Regions from separate parts of the Mus musculus genome. Here region 1 is linked to region 2. A link is a loop called in an ENCODE intact Hi-C map of the cell type or tissue named here. Cell type or tissue: gastrocnemius. All regions are shown on one strand. Each heading gives the region's core, and the rest is flanking DNA. Links, peaks and the distances in the headings are about the cores only. Region 1 holds the start of Cdh15 (cadherin 15). Region 2 overlaps Ankrd11 (ankyrin repeat domain 11).

The links. Peaks named below come from ENCODE experiments on the same cell type or tissue, not always from the same donor. Only the 100,000 strongest peaks of a DNase experiment are listed, where the experiment ranks them.
Region 1: a loop joins it to region 2, with 2.1 times the contacts of the local background. A loop is called at or near these places in 2 of 42 quality-filtered maps.

The regions. Positions count from the first base shown.
Region 1 is chr8:122,843,904-122,855,814 of GRCm38, forward strand. Cdh15 (cadherin 15) reads left to right here and starts at 4,471. Exons shown (of 14, transcript NM_007662.2): 1 at 4,471-4,626. The coding sequence starts at 4,585. In gastrocnemius, for the core only: no CTCF peak of the experiment used is centred there; DNase peaks (open chromatin) are centred at 4,121, 4,430, 6,885, 8,192 and 2 more places; H3K4me3 peaks cover 2,011 bases; H3K27ac peaks cover 1,106 bases.
Region 2 is chr8:122,898,898-122,906,897 of GRCm38, forward strand. It overlaps Ankrd11 (ankyrin repeat domain 11), which reads right to left. Exons shown (of 13, transcript NM_001081379.2): 5 at 1,082-1,252; 6 at 707-910. Gm39273 (a long non-coding RNA gene) reads left to right here. Exons shown (of 4, transcript XR_003947488.1): 2 at 1,723-7,065; 3 at 7,184-8,000. Among named protein-coding and RNA genes, the nearest start is that of Gm39272, 31 kb to the right of the region's middle. In gastrocnemius, for the core only: no CTCF peak of the experiment used is centred there; DNase peaks (open chromatin) are centred at 7,693 and 7,894; H3K4me3 peaks cover 696 bases; H3K27ac peaks cover 5,960 bases.

The DNA.
Region 1 (11,911 bases), core at 2,242-10,241, 53 kb before region 2:
TTTGAAAGCTGTGAGAGGGGTTCGCGAGATGGCTCAGTGGGTAAGAGCACCGACTGCTCTTCAGAAGCTCCTGAGTTCAAATCCCAGCAACCACATGGTGGCTCACAAATGAAGGCTCACAACCATCTGTCCAGCTACAGTGTACTCATATACATAAAATAAATAAGCAAATATTTAAAAAAAAGAAGAAAAGAAAGAAAACCATGGGAGTTTAGAGGAGCTATGGAATTCATGGAGGCCAGAAGGTAAGGAAGATCCAAAGAGAGGGCAGGAGAGGGGTTCAGTATCCCAGTTGGACCTAAGAAGGATGGGGGAGTGGGGCTCAGTTAAGATGGCCAGTTGGGAGTGCCTCCACCTAAAGAGGGAACTTACCAAATTACTGCTGATGGGTGGGCTGCTAAACCATTGATGAGCTGAAAGATAAGCCTGTTGTGGGTGGACTGGATAAGAAGGATCGGGTCCTATTGCAGCTTAGACCCCGAGGGGAAGTGCAGGCACCAGGAGAGCCTCTCTGAGTTATAGTATCAAAATAAGTGTTACAACTCTGCTCCAGGGTTGGAAGATTTCCTCGCAGCAAGTGTTACAGCTCTGAAGGGAAAGGTAGCCTGGTAGTTGGGAGCCTAGGGATGCCACAAAGTCATACTGCTCAACAAACACAAGTCACACTGCACAACTAACCTCACACAAGAGATTTATTGGGAAAACCACAGGAGAATGGCTGCCTCTGCTCAGGTGAGAAGCAGCTGACAACTAAGCAGTAGGCAGGCTGATAGAGGGTTTCTTGGGGACAGAGTCTTCCAGGCTGGAGGTTTCCAGGGTAGGGATTGGTGGGATTTTTGAGCTCAGAGATTGGTGGGATTTCAAGCTTTTGAGCTTTTTACCCTATAATCTGGTTTCAAACCCATAAAAATCCACCTGCCTCTGCCACCTTAGTGCTGGGATTAAAAGCTAGAATCACCTTAGCCTTGAAAATTCTTTAACTAAAGATAATCCCCCAGATTGGTCCCTGCCCATCCTCAATTATGCTCTCACAGACAAACTGGGCTGCCCACGACTGCTTCCTTTCCTTTGAATGGATGCATCTCTTAACAGTGAGCAGAAGGGGGCTGGAGAGATGGCTCAGCAGTTAAAAGCACCAACTGCTCTTTCAGAGGTCCTGAGTTCAATTCCCAGCAACCACATAGTGGCTCACAACCATCTGTAATGAGATCTGATGCCCTCTTCTGGTGTGCATGAAGATAGAGACTATGTACTCATATACATTAAATAAATAAATTTTTAACCAGCACTCGTGAGGCAGAGGCAGGCAGATTTCTGAGTTCAAGGCCAGCCTGGTCTACAAAGTGAATTCCAGGACAGCCAGGGCTATACAGAGAAACCGTCTCGAAAAACCAAAATAAATAAATAAGTAAATAAATAAAAGTTTAAACAAACAAAAACAGTGAGCAGAGACCTCTGGCCACAAGGCCTTTGGGGTAGACAGAAGCCAGAAAAGAGGGTTACCCAGGGGAGCCTGAGAGAGCTAGACTCTTATCAGGGCTTGGGCTGCAAGGGGCCTATGGGTTCCAGTGAGTATCTTCAGTCTGGGAAGATCTGAAGAGGTGGCTCAGCAGCATGGGTGCAGGACCCAGGGTTCCCCTGCCTGTTTCTGTCCCCTAACACCTGGGATCATGAAGGGTGGGACATTGCTGGGACTGTCTGGAGCTACCCAGTGTGGGGGTCACAGTGGGCCACAGCTAGAGGTTTGTGGTCTTAAAGGAGAGTCGGTGATAGCCTCACATCTGACAGTGAAGAGAACTCTTTCTCAGACAACTGTCCCCTCTGACACCGCCCTCAGGACCTTTGTCTAGGGAACCCAGCACACTCTCTCTACTCCTGTGTAGAAGAACCTGGCCTGGGGAAGATATGCTCCCCAGAGACTGGTCCCTGGCCCCGGGCCATAGAGACTCCTCCAAAGAAGGGCTTGGCCTGAGTCCCAGTCTGAGGCAACAAGTTAAAGCAAGGCTGGGAAGCAGGGGCGAGTCTCCCTGAGTGTCTTCCCATGTGGAGGGATGGGGTATGTTTTACTCCTGGACCTGAAACATGAGGCAGAGGCCCACAGGCATCCAGAGAACTTTGCCATCAGAGCCCCCAAGGGGCTGTCCTCCTGAAGGGGTCTCTTCCCCCACCCTCTCATGTGTGGGGGAGATCAATATTAGGGCTGCTCCCACACACACAGTCTGGCCACCCCCCCCCCCAGGCATAGATGGTGTCAACCCTGCTCTGTTCTGTCACTGTGGTAAAACACCTGACAATGTAAAGGAAGGAAGAGTCGACCATCCCATCAAACAGCAGAGTGGTAGGTGCTGGTGACAGGCTAGTCCAGGGACCCACATGTGACTCCGGCTACTGTGCTGGGTCTTTCTGTGTCAGTTGGACTTAAGCTAGAGTCCTCAGAGAGGAGGGAGCCTCAACTGAGAGAATGCCTCTAGAAGACTGGGCTGCAGCCAGGGCTGTAGTGATGGATGGGGGAGGATCCAGATGGGTGGGGTCACTCCTGGGCTGGTGGTCCTAGGTTCTGTGAGAAAGAGCAAGCCAGTAAGCTGTACTCTTTCATGAACTCAGAATCGGCTCCTGCCTACAGGTTCCTGCCCTGTATGAGTTCCTTCCCTATTTCCCTCAGTGCTGGGTTTACAGACTGTTTCATCTGCTCTGCAGGATCTCGTGTGGGAATTCTCATTCTCTCTCCCTCTTTCCCCATCTCCCCCACATCCTTCCTCTCTCCCCCCTCTTCCTGTCCTTCTCCCAAGTCCAGAGGACAGCATATAGGGCCAGCCATATAGGGGCTGCACCCAGCAGGAGGCCAGAGGAGGAAGGAACAACCTTGGTTGAGATGGGAGGGTGTTCCCTTGACCGAAGCCGTGGAGCTGGGCATTGAGGGATGCGTAGGAGTTCTCTAAGTAACAGCGGAAGGAAAGCATGCTCCAGGCAGGGCACCTCAAAGAGCATGGTGACCGTGGAGGAAAGGGGTGGACAAAGAGCACTTGGAGGTGAACTAACAGCTGTGCGTCAGAACGGCTGTTGGGGCAGAATGGGGGGAAAGGTGTTGTGGTGGACCAAGAGCCACCTGGACGTCTTCATCCAGGCTGATACAGATCTATTGGGGTCGGATCAGCATAGGGTCAGATGGGTGTGAGCGCAGGCAAGTTGGAAAGCCTCTAGCTTGTGGGTAGTTTAAAGCCACTGGACCAATGGAGGCCTGAGGGAGAGAGTGAGGAGGGAAAGCCCAACCAGCCTGGAGTCCCTGGCCACTGGGCCACACACTGCCTGGGGAAGGGGCTGGGAACTCTGGCTAAGCTGACGGGGTTCAGGAAACATGGGCACAAGCCTGGTGCAGCCTTTCTAGTCAGGGACTGGGACCTCAGTCATGTATGTAAATCAACCAAGTCTCTACCAATGCCCGCGGGATCTGTCCAGGACAGTGGAGTGGACCAGCAGGGACCAGGCACCCTCCCTTCGTGCCTGTCTTGGGCCTTGGATCCAGTAACGTCTCCTGCCTTCTTCAGTGCAAGCCAGAAGGATCACGCCCATGGCCGGCTGATGTCAGCGAGGGCCATCCAGAAGCTATCAGCAAAGAAGATATCCCACAAAATCATGGTGACTGCTGCATACATGTGGTGTGGCGGGAGATGCAGGGGGTAGGCAAAGGAGCTCTGGCCAAAGGCAGAGTGGCCCGTGGGGTGAGACCTGGGCCTGAACCCCTTAAGAATAAGCCACATGCCAGTCTTTCTTGCCCTTCACTCAGCCTTCAGGAGCCTCTGATGTGTTCTGGAAGAGCAAACCTGAACAGGCAATCCAAACGTGACCCCCAATCCTCCTGCTCCTTCCTCTGGGTTAGGGGCCACTTTGGGGTTTTTTGGTTTTGCTTTTTGTTTTTTGAGACAGTTTTTCTACATTGTCTGGGCTGGCCTAGAACTCACTATGTAGAGCAATCTGGCCTCTAACTCATAGGGATCTGCCTGCCTCTGGATTAATATTAAAGGTATGGGCTACTGTGCTTGGCTCCCTCCATTCTTCTACAAGCTTGGGTCTCTCTGGACAGCTGCCACAGGCCTCAGTCCCAGCCTACGGCATGCTGAGTTCTTCCCCAATGTCCACTCCCCGCCCCCCTACATGCTGTCACTCAGTCCAGGAGCCCCCTACAACACATGTGCTGACCTCAAAACTTTACAGAGCCTCCCTCAGGCACTGATCACATATGCTGTCACTCAGATCGCCCCCCCCCCCCCATCACTTTGCTCTGGCTCTGCCTTGCATCTTTCACACTACACTCTTGTGGCTGTCCAGGCCCACCTACATGTGCTGTCACTCATCTCTGATCCCGCCCATGACTCTGCCCCCCATGCAGTCACTCAGCCCTAGCCCTGCCCAGACCCCGCCCTGGCCCCGCCCCACCACACACGTGCAGTCCCTTGGCCTGCTCCCCAAGCACTTGCGCTGTCACTCAGCCCAATGCTCTCAGCGTGGGGGTAGAAGAAGCACCACCGCCCGTTCCACCGGCCGCCCAGTCGGCCACTTGTCCTCGGCTCTTCCGCCACTGCCTCAATGGGTTCTGCTCTGCTCCTCGCCCTCGGGCTGCTTGCCCAGGTAAGCTTGTAAGCCCTGTGGCATCCCTTCCTCTAGCTTTGGGATAGCTTTCCTGGGACCACTGGCCTGGAGTGTCTTTGGGGGAACCTGAGAGCTGCGGCCTGCAGTGTCCAGGGTGGGCCGCACTCTCTGAAGCATTGTAGGAAGGGGTGTCCTGTGTTTAGGGGCTTCCAGAGGGAGGGCGACTGACCTGCACATCAGTGAGCAAAATGGTTCAGGACTGGAAGCATCTCTGAGGCACGGGAACAGCCATTGGGCTGTCCCTTCAGTCTGGAAGCATATCACAGGTGCTCCCTGGAGCCTCCCAGAGCCTAAGGGTGGCCAGTCTTGAGAGGTCTTTCTATTCCAGAGCACGAGGCAGAGAGAAGGGGCAGAAAGCCACAGTGTCTGTAACACTTATGCCCCTGGTTGGTCTTGGTGGTGCCTGAGTCTCTACCCAGTGGTCCTAGAGGAGCTGCAACGCTTCCCTACAGGACCTAAGAATCCAGAGAAAATAACTCCAGGCCAGAGTAGCCCAACACACTCTCAGTTCACACTGCCTTTGACCTGACCGGGCCAGCGGCTGTGCCTGGATCCGCCTGGAGATGGAGTGATCTGTGGTCCCCAGATCAGTCAGTCTCTGGTACCCTGTCTTCTTAACATGGCACAAAGAAGGATGGGTAAAGCCCAGGTCCCCAGTTTTTCCTGCTGTTGGCAGTCCTCAGACTGGCTGCTGAATGGTCCTGGACTGGCCAGAACGGGAATGTGGATTCTGTGGTCCCTGCCAGGGTCCCTTTCCACAGAGATGTGCACTGAGGCTGTGGCCAGCCTCTGCGCCCAGAGGCAACAGGTGGCGAGCACAAAGAATTGCTGTGTGTGGAGAGAGGTCAACCAGCATTGCATGGGTGTGTGGTGGGGGGTCCGTCCCTTCCGGGAACACACTTCAGGACTTCCTTGGTTCCCTCAAATTCCCACAAAGCCTTGCAACTCTACTCAAGTTTCAGTTCTCGGCAGCTGACAGGAGCCTGGCCAGAGAGCCCCCCTTGCAGCTGGCCCTGGGTCATCAGCCCTACACTTCCAACCAGCAACACCCCAGCTTTGGGGGCCCACATTCCCTTACCTGGGCACATCTGCTAGGCTAGTTAAGACCCAACACAGAACCCCAGTCTTGTGCATAACGCCCTGACCCATCAGAGCCCCCTCCATACCCTGGGCTGGGATTTGCTCCCCACTGGCTACAGTAACAGCACCCCCAAGGCTGGAGGGTGGGTAGTGTTGGGTAGCATTCTTCTCCCCCTCCATCACCAAGCCCCCCCTCTCTGTTGCACTAGGGCAACTGCCCCCCCCCCAGGCATCTGGAGGCCCCGGCAGTCAGGTGGGGGCAAGGACCCGCCCCGCCCCGAGGCCTGGCCTCCTGCACTTACTTCACAGCAGCACTCAAATTAGCTCCAGTGCCTGGGGAACTTTTCCTACCTCCCCCAAATGTGCCCCCCCCCCAGCTTTAGTGCTTCTGTAGGCTTTTGTCCACACACCAGGTCCTGGGGCTGCTGCCGTCTGGTCATTCTTGCTTCCTTACTGGGCTTTTCCCTGGCTACCCTGGCCCAGCTGCTCTGTCTTGGGCTCCTCTGTTTGGGGTTGGAAGTGGGCTGTGCACGGATTCAGATTCGCAGCTCACTCCATGGCCTCCCTATCCTGGCTCCCTCTGGAATCTGAGCTTCCAGAACTCCATGGCAGCACCAGGGGGTGTATTGCGTTCAAAACTGGTCCCCGCCAGGCCTCAAATTTTAGCTGCTCAGGAAGCTGAAGCAGGAAGATCACAAGTTCACGGCCAGCCTGGGCAATTTACTGATACCTCACCTCAAAAGAAAACTAAAAGCTGCCAAGGCTGTAGCCAGTAGAACACTTGCTAAGCACGCTTGAGATCTGGGGTTCTAATCCCAGTATCATCCACACATTAGTACTAGCACTCATAAAGATGACCCCCTCAGCCCCTGCACTTGGGGTTCAGTCTCTCTAATTGCTACTCCTGAGCTGGGTTGCGGTGCATCACGGATAGTCCAGAGAGATGCCTGCCCACCTCACCTCTGTCTAGGAACCAATGAAGCCGTGTGGAGTCTGCAGGAAAGATGGGTCTCAGCAGTACTTTGGGGGACTAGTCACTGACACTGAGAGAGAGCCTCATCTCTAGCAGGTCCAGCCAGCAGCCTGTAGTGACTCAGGCTGGAGGCAGGCTGCTCACAGTCCTGAGCACTGTGCCCAGCCTGTGCTGGCAGGCAGGCAGGCAGGCAGGACCAATCTGATCGGCAGGGACAGCTGCCTGTCTGCCCCCTCCCCATTCTCCTCTGATGACTGCAGCAGCTGGACAGGGTGGTCCCACAGTGGGAATGTGGGGCCACCTAGGCCAGGCCAACAGCTGGGCTCATTCCTGGCATGCTGGCTGTCCAGGAATGAGGTGGCCATGGATTCCAGCCTGTGGGAGCTGTGCAGGCCTGAGAAGCCTGTGGGAAGTCAATGCAGGGGGGCTTCCTGCCCTCCACCCCAAAGGCCATTAGCTCTGTTAAGATGGAACACACACCTTGCTCTCGTGGCTAGGGCACTTGTGTCTTCCCAGTCAGTCCCATCTCCCTGTCACCAGAACCTCTGCCCAGGATCAGTGCAGGGGCGTGCACCAGTGCTAGACAGCTCTCTCCTTGGCCCCTGGCAATGGCTAATGCTATTCCATTGGTAGTGTTGGTAAAGCCTCTTGCCTGGCCCAAGCACATACTACATGCATAGCAGGATTCTAGTCACCCCACAACTCCTTGGAGTTGGGAGGGGATCAGGAAAGACCCCAGAGGGAATTGGCCGAACAATGTCCCCAGATGTCTCTAGGACTTTCCAACTTGTGTCTGGGTTGGTCCTTGGCCAAGAGCAGGCCAGGGATGAGGTGGGGCACATTGGGTATCTACTGAAGGAAGAAAGTCTGTAACTATTTCCTATCTGGTTTGGTATGGGGGTCAGAGGAGTGGATCGTGTAGGAATACCTGCCACAAAGTCACCTTCCAGGTGCCTCTGTCCTTGTCCTCTGTTCTGAATGTGGGAAGCCTGTGAGCCAGCTGTGGCCATGTGGCTTTGTCCTAAACACCAGATGTCCTAGCTTCCCAAGGAGGCCCCTAGCCTTGCCCCCTGCCTGCCACGTCTTCTGGAAAGTGGGTAGGGTGAGAGAACATGGGATGGGCTACACAAATGCTTCCCATGAGCCGGAAGCTGGCTGTGGCCTGCCCATTGGGCACCCACTCATTCCCCTGCAGCCTCTGATCTAGGCACGAGGCCCTGCCAAGACATTGTGGTTCTGTGACCTCGTGAACTTGGGCTGTGGACAGCCGAGGGACCCAAGGTTCCCAGGCCCTGCCTTGACCACACCCGGTGAGTGCCAAGGCCGTGGGCACTGGCTGGGGCAGCTGATGGAGGCCACAGGACTGGGGGGGAGGGAGGAAGTTCTTCCCAGGCCACGGGGGCTTCAAAGAGCCTGGGAATCCCATTCTCAACAGGTCTCCCCAAGGCAGGGCAGACACTACAGATGACATCAGCCTGGCATGCCTTCTGGTGCCAACTCTGCCTGTGTGGCTTTGGGCAAATGGCTCAGCCTCTTTAGACCTGTCTCGGAGCTATGAGAAAGGCGCCTTCTCTCAGGCTTTGGTGTCATGAAGAGCCTCAGATCCCAACCCACACACTATCCTGAGGGGAGGAAGATAGAGCCAGACTTCCCCCAAAGCAGCGGCTCAGGCACATCTCAGGGTCTGCCACCGAGCTCAGGCAAAAAGCCCCTGTGTCCATGGAGGCTGTGGCCCAGGTTCCCCATGCCAGGCAGGCAGGTGTGTGCCTGGTAGGGACACTGCCCTGACCTAAAAGTGGCTCTGCATGCTGGCCTTGGCAGGTTCTGAGGCCAAGGTGCCATCTGTGAGGACAGAGCTGGACAGAGACAGGAGGACTCTGGCCCCTCCACGCTCACCCTCCTGTCTTGAACAGGGTCCTCTGCTCTCTGGATTCCAGGACTAAGTGGGTGACAGGACTTTACTGCAGCTGGCCTCCACTGCCTTGAGGGGCTGAGGAGTAGGTGGCTGGGGTCCCCACTGGTGGGATGGGCTCCCACCCATCAAACAAGGGGCTCCCAGTGTGGTGCCTTAGTTGGGCTGGGAAACAGGACAAGAGAGCAGAAGTGGAGCCAAAACCTTTGATCTCAAAGCAGGCTAGATGCAGGTGCACACAGGACTGGTACCTTCCTGAGTCTTGGCCATCCATGTGTGCTGCAGGAAGGGACGTGGAGAGGCTGAAATCTAAGCCTGGCTGCCTGGCTGGCTATTGCTCCTTGCTGCCCTTAGAGCATCCCCCAACCCAATCAGCCATTGTATTTCCCTCCTGTGACCCCCAGCCTCCACAGAGGCTCCATAGATCAGATCCAGGGGCCTGCATAGCCAGCAGGCAAGTTGTCCACTCTGCATGGAACAAGCACATAGAGCCGTGGGAGCCGCTGGGCTCTGGGGAGGAGGTGTGGTGCCCATCTGGCCCAGTCCCACCAGTCTCCTTGGGTATAAGTGCCATTCACATAACCTCCTTATAATTTTAAAACTGGATTTATTTTTACGTGATTTGCCTGGTGTGTGTATAAGCATATGTACCACATACATGCTGTACTGGAGGAAGCCAGAAGGATGTGTCAGAGATCCCCCGGGGCCTGAAGTTACATATAGATGACTGTTAGCCACCATGTGGATTCTGGGAACCAAACCCTGCTCCTCTATAAGAGCGGTAATTGCTTTTAAACATTGAGCCATCACTCCAACCTCCATGTGGCCTGCTTTCTGGTCCCTGCCAGGGCCTCTCAGTTCTCTCGCTTGGGGTGGAGCCAAGTGGAGTTTCCCTAGGAGTGGACACACAGTGAGCACTAAGCATGAACGCTATGAGGAGATCTCCTTGGAGTTCCTGATCTCATCCGACCTGTCATTCTGAGGGGCGTAGTCGGGGGCGGGCTTCTCTCCGGTAGCCATGGTGATATTGAGGATAGGATGGCATTCTGGCTGCCTGGGATAGATACATGCTGAGGCTGGGGCCGGCACACTCAATGCTGTGCTGGCTGGCGTGTCTGTGTGTGGTGGCTCCGCCCTCCACACTCCTAGCCCTGCTCTGCCCTGAGGGCCACCCAGTGCTCGTCCTTCCACAGGGGCAGCCCAAGGATCTGCCCTTGGAAGGAAAGGAGAGGTGACCTGCCTGTAGAGGGTCCACATGGGGAGTCCAGGCAGCAGTCCAGGCTCGTCTTTAGCTGCATAGTAAGTCTGAGGCCAGCCTGGGCTATGTAAGACATAAACAATCCTCAAAGCAGAGAGACGTCTGGATTGAGGGCTGTTGGGAGTCTGAGCCCTACCCACCCGGCGATCTGCCACTTCTGTACAGCAACCCCTACAGACTGTGACCCTTGGGTCTCAACCTTGCTAAGGCTAGACTGGCATACTGGTACAGCAACGGAAGCTGCTGGCTCTGAGTAGTTACATTAGCTGGAATGAGACAGAAGGGTACGCATGGCCCTGCTCCCTGTCCTCTGAGACTGCAACTATGGACGGGACAGATTCAGAGAATTACATCTAGAAAGCACCTCTCCGCAGGACAGAACCTTGAAGGAGGCACGTACCAGCCAACAAGACAGATCAGCAGGTAGGGCTCAGCAGGTAGGGGAATTTGCTATTAAAGACCCAAGTGCTTTTCCAGAACCTGCATAGTGGAAGGAGCGAACTGACTCCTGTAAGCTGCCCTCTGACCTCCACACATGTGCTGTAGCATGTCTCTCCACCCCCAAGATAAACAAATGTAAACAAAAGGCATGTGAACAGCCCTGAGACAGAGGCTGAAATCTCCCAAGCGCTGCCCTTGGCTCAAGAAGGCCAGGCTAGCAAGGATTCTGAAGGGTCAGCCCCTCTGCTTGCCCTGGACCCTCCTGTGGGCCTCGGGGAATGCAGTCAGGGATGGCTACAAATGCTGAGAGCATCTCCGAGCCTAGCAGTCCCCATGTGCTAGAGCCTTCTGCAGCCAGCACTTGCACACATGCTGCCGGGCGGTACCCTGCCCAGCCTTGGCCTGAAAGCCTCCCAGCATCCTAGACACATGAGGATGCCCTAGGTTTTGTTCCTAGCCAACACGTGCTATGGAGGATGTGGTCAGAATGTGACCAACATCCCCACATATGGCAGCCTCTGCCAGGGTGTGCTTTGTGATGAGGAGTCATTCGGGAATGAAGACAAGGGGATGCAAGGGCGTCCCCAGCATCCTCAGAACACCGGGTCTCATCATCCCTCCAAATCAAGGGATGGAATAAGGAACAATTGGAGGACAGGTCACTCAGTTAAGTCCAATCAGAAATGGGATGAAAACCGTGTGAGAAGGTTGGCGATGCCTTTGGGGAACTGCTATGCATTCTGCCATGTACTTGATTGGCCTTAGTCAATCCCTCTGAGGGGTGGGGTTATCTGTGAGTGTACACAGGTAATGGCAGTGGGTTTGGGGAGAATGGGTGTCAGTAGAGCTCCCTCTGAGCTTAGGGACTTGGCTTCATCTCCTGTCTGCAGACACACATCAGATCCCTACAGCAGACATTGTTTATTGGGTGGTTGGAGGCAGTGTGAGGGTCTACCCTTTTCCTGGGGTCCCTTTTCTCCAGGGCACTGAGTCTTTTAAATTACATCTATTTACCGTGGCAGGAAATATCATGTTGAGGTCAGAGTACAAGTTACAGGAGTCAATTATCTATCTACCATCTGGCTTCCAGAGATCAAACTCAGGTTATCCAACTTGGAAGCGAGCATCTTTGTCCTCTGAGCCAACTCTGGTTCAACATGTTAGAGGTCACTGCCAAGCTCCTGGGTATGATGAGGTAGAATGGGTTTCCAGAACTGAGATTCAGTTATGAAAATCACGTGGCGTATTGGATAGACCATTCCTTTCCCCCAGCCAGCCTCTCAGTTGAGCCCTGTCACACCCTGTGCCCTGGAGCATCTCTGTCCATGGCTTCTGTAGGGCATGTCCTCCCTGGTCCCGTCCCATGCTCTAGTCCTTGTCACAGACCAGGCTGGCCAGCAAAGGAGACCACAGACACTAAGTCCCACTGTGCAAATCAGCTTCGGTGAAGCCCCTTGGTGCCCTGATTGCCCAGGGCTCTGGATGCTTGGGTATTCCTTCTGCAATGCAATATTAAGAAGTCGCATGGGATATCCGGAGCATGGCCCCTCTCTGTTCACACAGCCAACTGTAGCAGAGAAGCCACCAACTCTTGGGCTCC
Region 2 (8,000 bases), core at 1-8,000:
ATCTAGCCTGCTAAGTTTGCAGATTTAAAACTTTTTGAAATAATTATACTTGGGCAGAAAATTTGTGCACAGGTTAACAGTCAGAAAATGAAAACTGTTTTAAACTAATGTGCTATATCAGACAGAATCAAACAATCATGAACTAGGCAGCAGGGAAGTTGAGTTTGACTGAGTCCTCCTCACTCTCCTCTCTGAGACAGAATTTCAGACATGTGTATGATGAATTCTGGTCACATCCCCAGCCCTTCGGCCTCCAGTGGTCACTGCACTGTGAATACATGGTTCTCCTGGTGTGCTGCACCATGGTGGGGGAGCACATTTCAAAAGGCAGCCAAGTGCCCTAATCACAAAAACCACTCAATGTTAAGAGCCTTGCACTATATCACATCTAGGGAGGCGGCTCCAGCCTCTGTAGGAAGCAGCAAGTGTGCTTAGTCTGCAGCAGAGTGGCAGTGGCCTCTGCTGGACACTTAGATCACTAGCCCAAGGCCTCCCGATGTGGAAGGAAATAGTTAAAGCGTACTCCATTACCCCCCCCGCCCCCAATAAGAAAAAGATCCTGAAATACTTTTCCAGAGACTAATTTAGCGGCAAATCAAACTGTGTTGTGTGGCTGTCAGTCAGCACAGAAACAAGCATACTCCACAAACACACTTCTTCCAATGTTCTGGGGCCCACCCTCGCACGGGGCTCGGCCCAGACCTACCTGCAAAGTCCTTGACGTTCACGTCCGCGCCCTCACTGATGAGTTCCTTGATGCGCCGGGCATCCCCTCGGATAGCTGCTCGGTGCAGGCGGGTCTCTCCGCGTTCATTTCTCTTGTTCACCTTATCTTTGGTTTTTGAGGCAGAGTTGGGGGTCCCCTTCTGACACACTGTAGACTGGGAAGGGTGCTTTGGTGTTGTGTCTACTGCAGGCCAAGGAGGAAACAGGCAGGACATTACAGAAGGCAGCTTTGTTTCATGGGAACCTCAAGACCCAACCATTTTCATTATGGAAAGGGGATCCATACAGGACCACTGCCAAGTAGAGCCACTCTCTCCCCATCCAAGGAACCAACCAGTGAAGTGCCCATGCTCACCCGGACTATTTGCAGACTCCTCAGCAGTCATCTGCATGAGCAGAGCCACCTGCTGACGCTCAGAGAGAGGGTATCCAGCTCGGATCCCAGACAGCCCCATGCCGAACAACAGCCCGGACTTCCGGGCAACAGGCTCCTTCTTGATCCTCTTCCGCTCGGGACCCTGCTTCTCTGTGTGGCAGGTGAGGGAGAAAGGGAGGGGAGACTTCATGCCCAATCCTCAAAGCTGGATTTGTAACTAACGTTACAGAGCCCCTTCATTCCACCCAACACTTACAGAGCAACAAGGAAGGCCTATGAGGGGAAGTGACCGTGCTGCGAGCACTGGCAGCACCCCACTCTGTGAGCAGTAGCTGTGAGAGACACAGTGTAATACCCTGTTGTCAGCCCATCAGATAAGTCTCCATCTCCATCAACCACTTGCTCCTACAGGCGCCACACACAAAGGCAGTAGGATGGTTCAACATCACTGGCCTGGCCCACATGGGACAGGTCACTATTATTAGTCGTGTCTGCAGTTAAACTCCTTCCCAGCCCTCCTCCAAACAAACAGTGCACATATAAAATGGCAGACACAGTTTAATATATGTAAATAAATCAAGGCCAACTTGTCAGTACTGTACCTTTCTTCTTGCTTCTAGGAACCTCCATTTCATGCCATGGTGCTTCGAGGACCGTACCAGCCTTGCAGTACCACAACATGGACTGAGCTGGAGGCATCTAAAGGCATCAACACAGAGCACTAACAAGAACGATGTAACAGCTCAGCTGTTCCATCTTAACCGCTCCTAACAGGCAGGTCCTGGGCGCCTCTGACCACTGACAAATGGCCTGCCAACCTCTACTGAAGGCCGTGCTGCTGCTCGTTAGAGGTGGGGTATGGAGAAAGACGCCCCCAGAGTCCATGACCTGGGAACACAAAGGCTCTCGCTTTGAATCCTGCCTCACTGCACCTGTCTTGTGGGTGGAGATCTGGAGTCAGCCCCGGAGCAGGGCTAAGCGGGATTCAAGGTTCCCCAGGCCACAGGGTACAAGTTACATAGCCTGGGGATGGTACCTGTAGGACTTGTCTTCCTTTCCAGTCAAGAAACCCTCTGCAGGAATGGGCTGGCTTCTGAAAACAGTGTCTGCCTGCCTCTAGAGCAGGTGACAACTCTAAGAAAGCAGCCTAGGTGACCACATGATGGAGACTTCCTCAGCTTTGTCAGTACTTGTCCCTCTCTTCCAATTGGGTGTCTTCAGGCCCCAACCTCCAACACCTTACTACCAAGTGTTCTGACAGACTGTTAGCTCTTTACAAGCATGTCAAGACTGCCTTCTTAAAAACTAAATCCATGGCTTGGTGACTTAGAAGATTTTTAATGTTATAAGCCTGTAGGCGGTGACACGCGCCTGTTTAACAATTCATGGTAAAACTCCCCCAAAACACTTTAGGCCACAGCAGCTAATTTTAAATAAGCCATGATATATAAATATGAGAAAATTAAAAAAAAATTAATGAGAACTGAATCTCAGAAACCATGCCACCCTCAGAAAGACTGCGCACAGTATGTGTGACACACTCCTGCAAATTACATTTGCTACGTGCACTAACAATTCCAAGAGACAGCCAAGGGTCAGCTCTGCTTCTGTGCGGTTGTGGTTGGCACAGTGCGGGTTAGTGTGTCTTCACAGCAGAGAGCACAGTTTATTTTTATAAAGTTTGGCACTGTATTGAGTCTCTAACCCTGCCAACTAAGTTAGAGGTGGCATCTTTGTTTTGTTTGTTTAAAACAGTTTCATAGAGCCCAGGCTGTAACGCCTACACCCTGCCTCTGCCCCCACAAGGGCCAGCATTATACACACGTATGACATACCAACATGCTTGGTTTTTGTTTGAGACAGCGTCTTACCATGTAGCCCTGACTAACCTTGAACTAAAGAAATGGGCCTGCCTCTGCCTCCTGAGATTAAAGGAGTTTGCTGCCATGCCAGGCCACATACTTGTTATTTTAAAGATAACAAAGGACCCTCAGGCAGTCGGAGGCACATGTACTTTAGCAGTCACTCAGAGGCTCAAGGCTGAGCCATTACCTTGAGCAGCACACAAGACCGGCTTGCTCATCCTGCAGAACAGCTGCTGCTGGGCTCGGGCTCAACCAGGGAGGACGTTACCTCCTCTTAAAGATGCTCAGGGACAGGCAACACCACAAAAACCGCTCTGCTCCCCTCCCACTGAACAGCAACTTCTCAGCCGAACAGCTTAAATATTATCAGCCTTGTCTAAATGGGAGTGGGTGGCAACAGTTATGAAATGGGCTTCTCCTCAAGTCTCTTCACTGCAACAACTGGCACGCACAACTGTCCAATTTCACTCCCCAGTCTCAAAGTCCGGCAAACCTGAGTGCTTAGCAGACTGAGGTACTATATCAGGCTTCTGGGTAAAAGAAGGACACCAAAGGACACTGAAAGTTCTGTGTCCAAAACTGTCTGAGCTGCCTGACATGGGCCTGCACCCCTGAAAAGAGGGTGACCCAGCTCCACACCCACTGTCACAGTTACATATTGTCTGCTACACCGCGAAGTAGACCACTGAGAGCTCCAAGGTGACAGTTGAATAAGTGGCAGGTGGAGTCCACAGCAGGGAGAGCTGTCCAACTGGATCCAACAGTCCCCCTTTAAAACTGTGCTGTTTAGTCTTTGCTTTGGGTACCGCCCAAGGTCTGAGAACAGGAGGGATGGACACCCAGAGACAGGGAATGTGCTGCACTCTGCTTCTCTGCAGGATCTTCCTCCTCACCCACACGTCTCATGCCAGGCCTCTGAGGTAAGACAGTTGTGTTTTATCACTCAGCACTGCCCTTCACCTGGACTGCTGGTGTGGCTTGCACTGGCAGCCTGTTCTGACGGCATCCATGGAGGAAAGGCAGCAAGGACAGAGCATGCTTTCCCAGGGACAGAGTCCTTGATGGAAAGGGCAACAAACCCAGCTCCTGGCTGCTGGGGTGCCAGGGGCCTAGGACTCTGCCAGTGCTCTTCAATAATGTCTTTCTGCTCACACTACAGCAAATGCTCCCTGAGGCTCTGACAAGATCCATTTATATTTATATATATATATATGTCTCTGTCTCTCTTTTATTTTCTACTTCAGTCATGGCTCCGTCCAGGAGATGTCTTCAGCTACAATGAATTCACTGATCGTTTTGTCAGTGTGCGTGCAGGCGTGCATCAGTATGTCAAAGGTCAACCTTGGGGTCTTTTGGGGCTGGGGGAACAGGGCCTCTCACTGGCCTGAGATTTTGCCAAGCAGGTTAGGCTGGCTAGCCAGTGGGTTCCAGATATCCACGTGTCTCTACTTTTCCAGCTCTGGGATTGTACACATGCCACCCAGGATCTGTACACAGGCTCTGGGGCATGAATTCAAGCCCTCAAACTTGTTTAGTGAGTGTTTTCTCACAGTGATACTTTTTTTTTTTTTTTTTTTTTTTTTGGTTTTTCGAGACAGGGTTTCTCTATATAGCCCTGGTTGTCCTGGAACTCAGAAATCCGCCTCCTGAGTGCTGGGATTAAAGGCGTGCGCCATTATGTCCAGCTTTTTTTTTTGTTTTTTTAAAAATATACACTGTAGCTGTCTCTAGACACACCAAGAGAAGGCATCAGATCTCATTACAGATGGTTGTGAGCCACCATGTGGTTGCTGGGAATTGAACTCAGAACCTCTGGAAGAGCAGTCAGTGCTCTTAACTGCTGAGTCATCTCTCCAGCCCTGGCCACTGAATTTTTAATTTTACTGATAATTTTCATTTCCAGATGTTTGATCTCAATTCTTTCTCCTAGTTCATTTTACTAGTTTTCACTCTGTCCAGATCAGAGTGGGGTTCTAAGGTTATCCCTTGCAGAACCTTTTGGAACAGCTTTGTCCCCTGTAGTCTGCAATCCTGACGAAGGAGTTCTGGCATCCAGAGCCTTACTTTTGCTCTTCTTGGGGGCCAGAAACCCTCGGTCCTGCCAGTGTATATGGAAGCACATATCCAACCCTACTAGAGGAGGAACAGGTTTCTGCCTTCTGAATTGTTTTAGAATCTACCAGCAATCCTGGAGTCTTTCAATAGCGACTGCCTTCTTTTATAGACAATGGGTCCTAAAGACAGGCACTGTGCAGTGTCTGAGGCCTGACTCCAGGGCCTGTCACCTGACTGAGACAATGCACTTGTGTCCACGTCGCAGTGTGGGCTTATTCTTGGCTTTTAATTCTAGGTTTTTTCAACAAGACCACTTTTTACAAGTATGGGCCTTCAGAATCCAGAAGCAGGTGTGGTCTTGATTCATGGTGGTATTTTAAACAGCAGTAAATTCCTTGCAGGTGCCAGTGAAACTCTCCAGAGCAGTTTGCCATCATTCCTACCAGGAACAAGTTCAGTGAACACCGTAACAGATCCCAAAACAACCTCCCCATCAAATATCTGAGCAAGTCGTGGAATCTAGAGTAACTTAGCTACAGTATTTCTGGTCACCAAGTCCCAATCCTAACACAGCAGGTAGAGGGTTCAACAGAGTGTTCTCAGCAGCCCAACACGCAGCACAACCTCATTGAGTAACAGTGGTGACTGCAAACCGCACTCCTGACTTAGTGGTATCTTTTTGTTTCATTTTTAGGGCAGCCATAATTAAGAAAGCCTGTGCTGAGATGCGTGACCCTCTTAGCTATGCGCGGTGGCCTTCTAGACCTTGTTCCTCCTTCTGAGAAATGGACTAGTCACCTGTAGCGTGGCAGTGAGGCCAGACTCAAGAAAACAATAACTTGGCTTCTATGACCTCTGCAGGTCGTTTCCCAATTTCTAACTGAGGGGAACACTGGTTCTCACTGCACCGCATGAGTCCAGAAGAACACAAGTGATGTGAGCGTCTCGACCCAGACAACAGGCAGGCAGCACGATCTACAAGCTGCCCCTTACTATGCTAAATGCATGCTAAAGATTGAAAAATACAGAAATACAAATCCAGGCATGCACTGAGACCTGGATACCAGCAGCTGGGAGCAGAAGCCCCTCCTAATACTAAGATCCTAACAGATGAGGCAGAAGTAGCACAGGCAAGGGCTCACGGCCCTCAGTGTGGAGCTGGGAGCACACTACCTGGCTCCTATACTCACATGTCTGTCACTCCTCCTCTTGTCTTCCTTAAGGATCTCTGCTGTGCTCTAACCCCAAACACCTTTCACATTGGCTAATTTTGATGTCTCATTGCTATAAATGCTAAATAACAGTCCTGAGCCTTCGTATCAAGTAGATATATTACTTTGTTCTGGTTTGCCCACCAGACCATCTGCCTCTGAATTATGGAAAATACACAATTTGAAACTGAAATTACTTTCTTTGCTAGTCCACAGTCTTCTCTGTGAAGAAAAAAATGGAAAGGGCAAATGGCTGAGAAATATACCAGACCAACCACCAAGTCCATGAAGCATTTTATTTGGCTCTGGTTGTTCACAAGCAGTCACACTGTGGTTATTAGGGCAATCAGCAGGTTCTCCACGCCACGCCCTTTCCCTGCCAAGCCCTAGCCTGTGAGTCAGTGACCTGGCAGACAGATGCACTCTGCTTTCTCACTTGCCATGGTCTAGCATCTGCCAATATGCAGCCCAGAGTTACACCATCTAGTGAGCAAGAGGACAGAAAAGCCTCATTAGCGTGTGTGCACATGTACACACACACAGCCTCTTACACCAAGCATTCCGAGTTCCATATAGCCAATGGCAAGAGAATCCCTCAGTTTTTCCTCTCCCACAGAAGAACTGAGGGATCAAGCCCCGAGGAATGAACGCTTCAGTGGGTGTCTAAGACTCATGAGTCGACCGAACGCTGTACAGACCCGAAAAGAGGCTCAAAGGCACAGCGGTGGAAAAAGTTAATTCTCTCCCTTCTTCCAAGGAAGCACTGTACTGGGAAGCCAGTTTTGACTTCATACGCAATGGGGCAGGTGGATTCTGTGTGAGCCCTAGAAAGGTAGGTAGGGTAATTTATAGATTTTTAAATTAGTGGAAAAATTTTCAACAGAGACCAAATTTTAAGCAAATCACGTAATTCCATAACGAAGGTTTTTTTTTTTTTTTTTTTTTTAAAGTAGCCCTAGGTGGCCTGCAGGTCATAGAATCTACTTGCTTCCCATGCTCCAGGATCAAAAGGTTGTGATGTCACACCAGGCCTCGGGAACTCTACAGAGACCAGACCGAGAGTGGGAGGAAGAGCCTTTCCTCACCAGGTGATGTATGTGGTCAACACCAAAGACCTGGTCTGGAAGAGGCCCTGAGGGAGTGGAGATGGTCTTACAGTCTGAGATGAGGGTACCGGCTCAGACAACCAGGTCTGTTATGTCCCAGTCTCGCCAGTGTCACAGGGGGTCAGGACATGCTCCTGTCCACAGCTCCTGGGCATCATGATCGCAGGCATGTTCCATCTTGAGGTCTATCTGAACACCTACAGCATCTAGCTGCGGCATAAGCATCACAACACTGATAGACAGCCTTGGGAGGGCAAGCTTTTTCATCAGGCTGACTCACAACAGACAAAACTGTACTGTTCTTGGCAGGATGCCCTCAGTCCTGACTAAGCACTGGGGAAGCCGCACCTCCAGTGGGCTGGGCCATTGGCAGCAGGGTCTGGGAAACAGGAAAAGTTTGTACGGTTTGGTCATTTAAGGCCAGCCAGCTTCTTGCCACTTGAGGGCACAGTAAAGGACGCTCACTATTTGCTACTAGGAACCCTGACTGGAATGAGGGTGGGAGGGTACCCCTTGTGTTACTGGGGTAGACCGCATTTGTCATCAAGGATGAGTGCTAAACTGTACATTATCAGCAGAGGGCGCTGGAGGAACACTGGTCAGGAAAGGATAAGCTATTGGCCTAGGGCACTGCAAGCATTTGTCTGTAAAAACCTTTCAA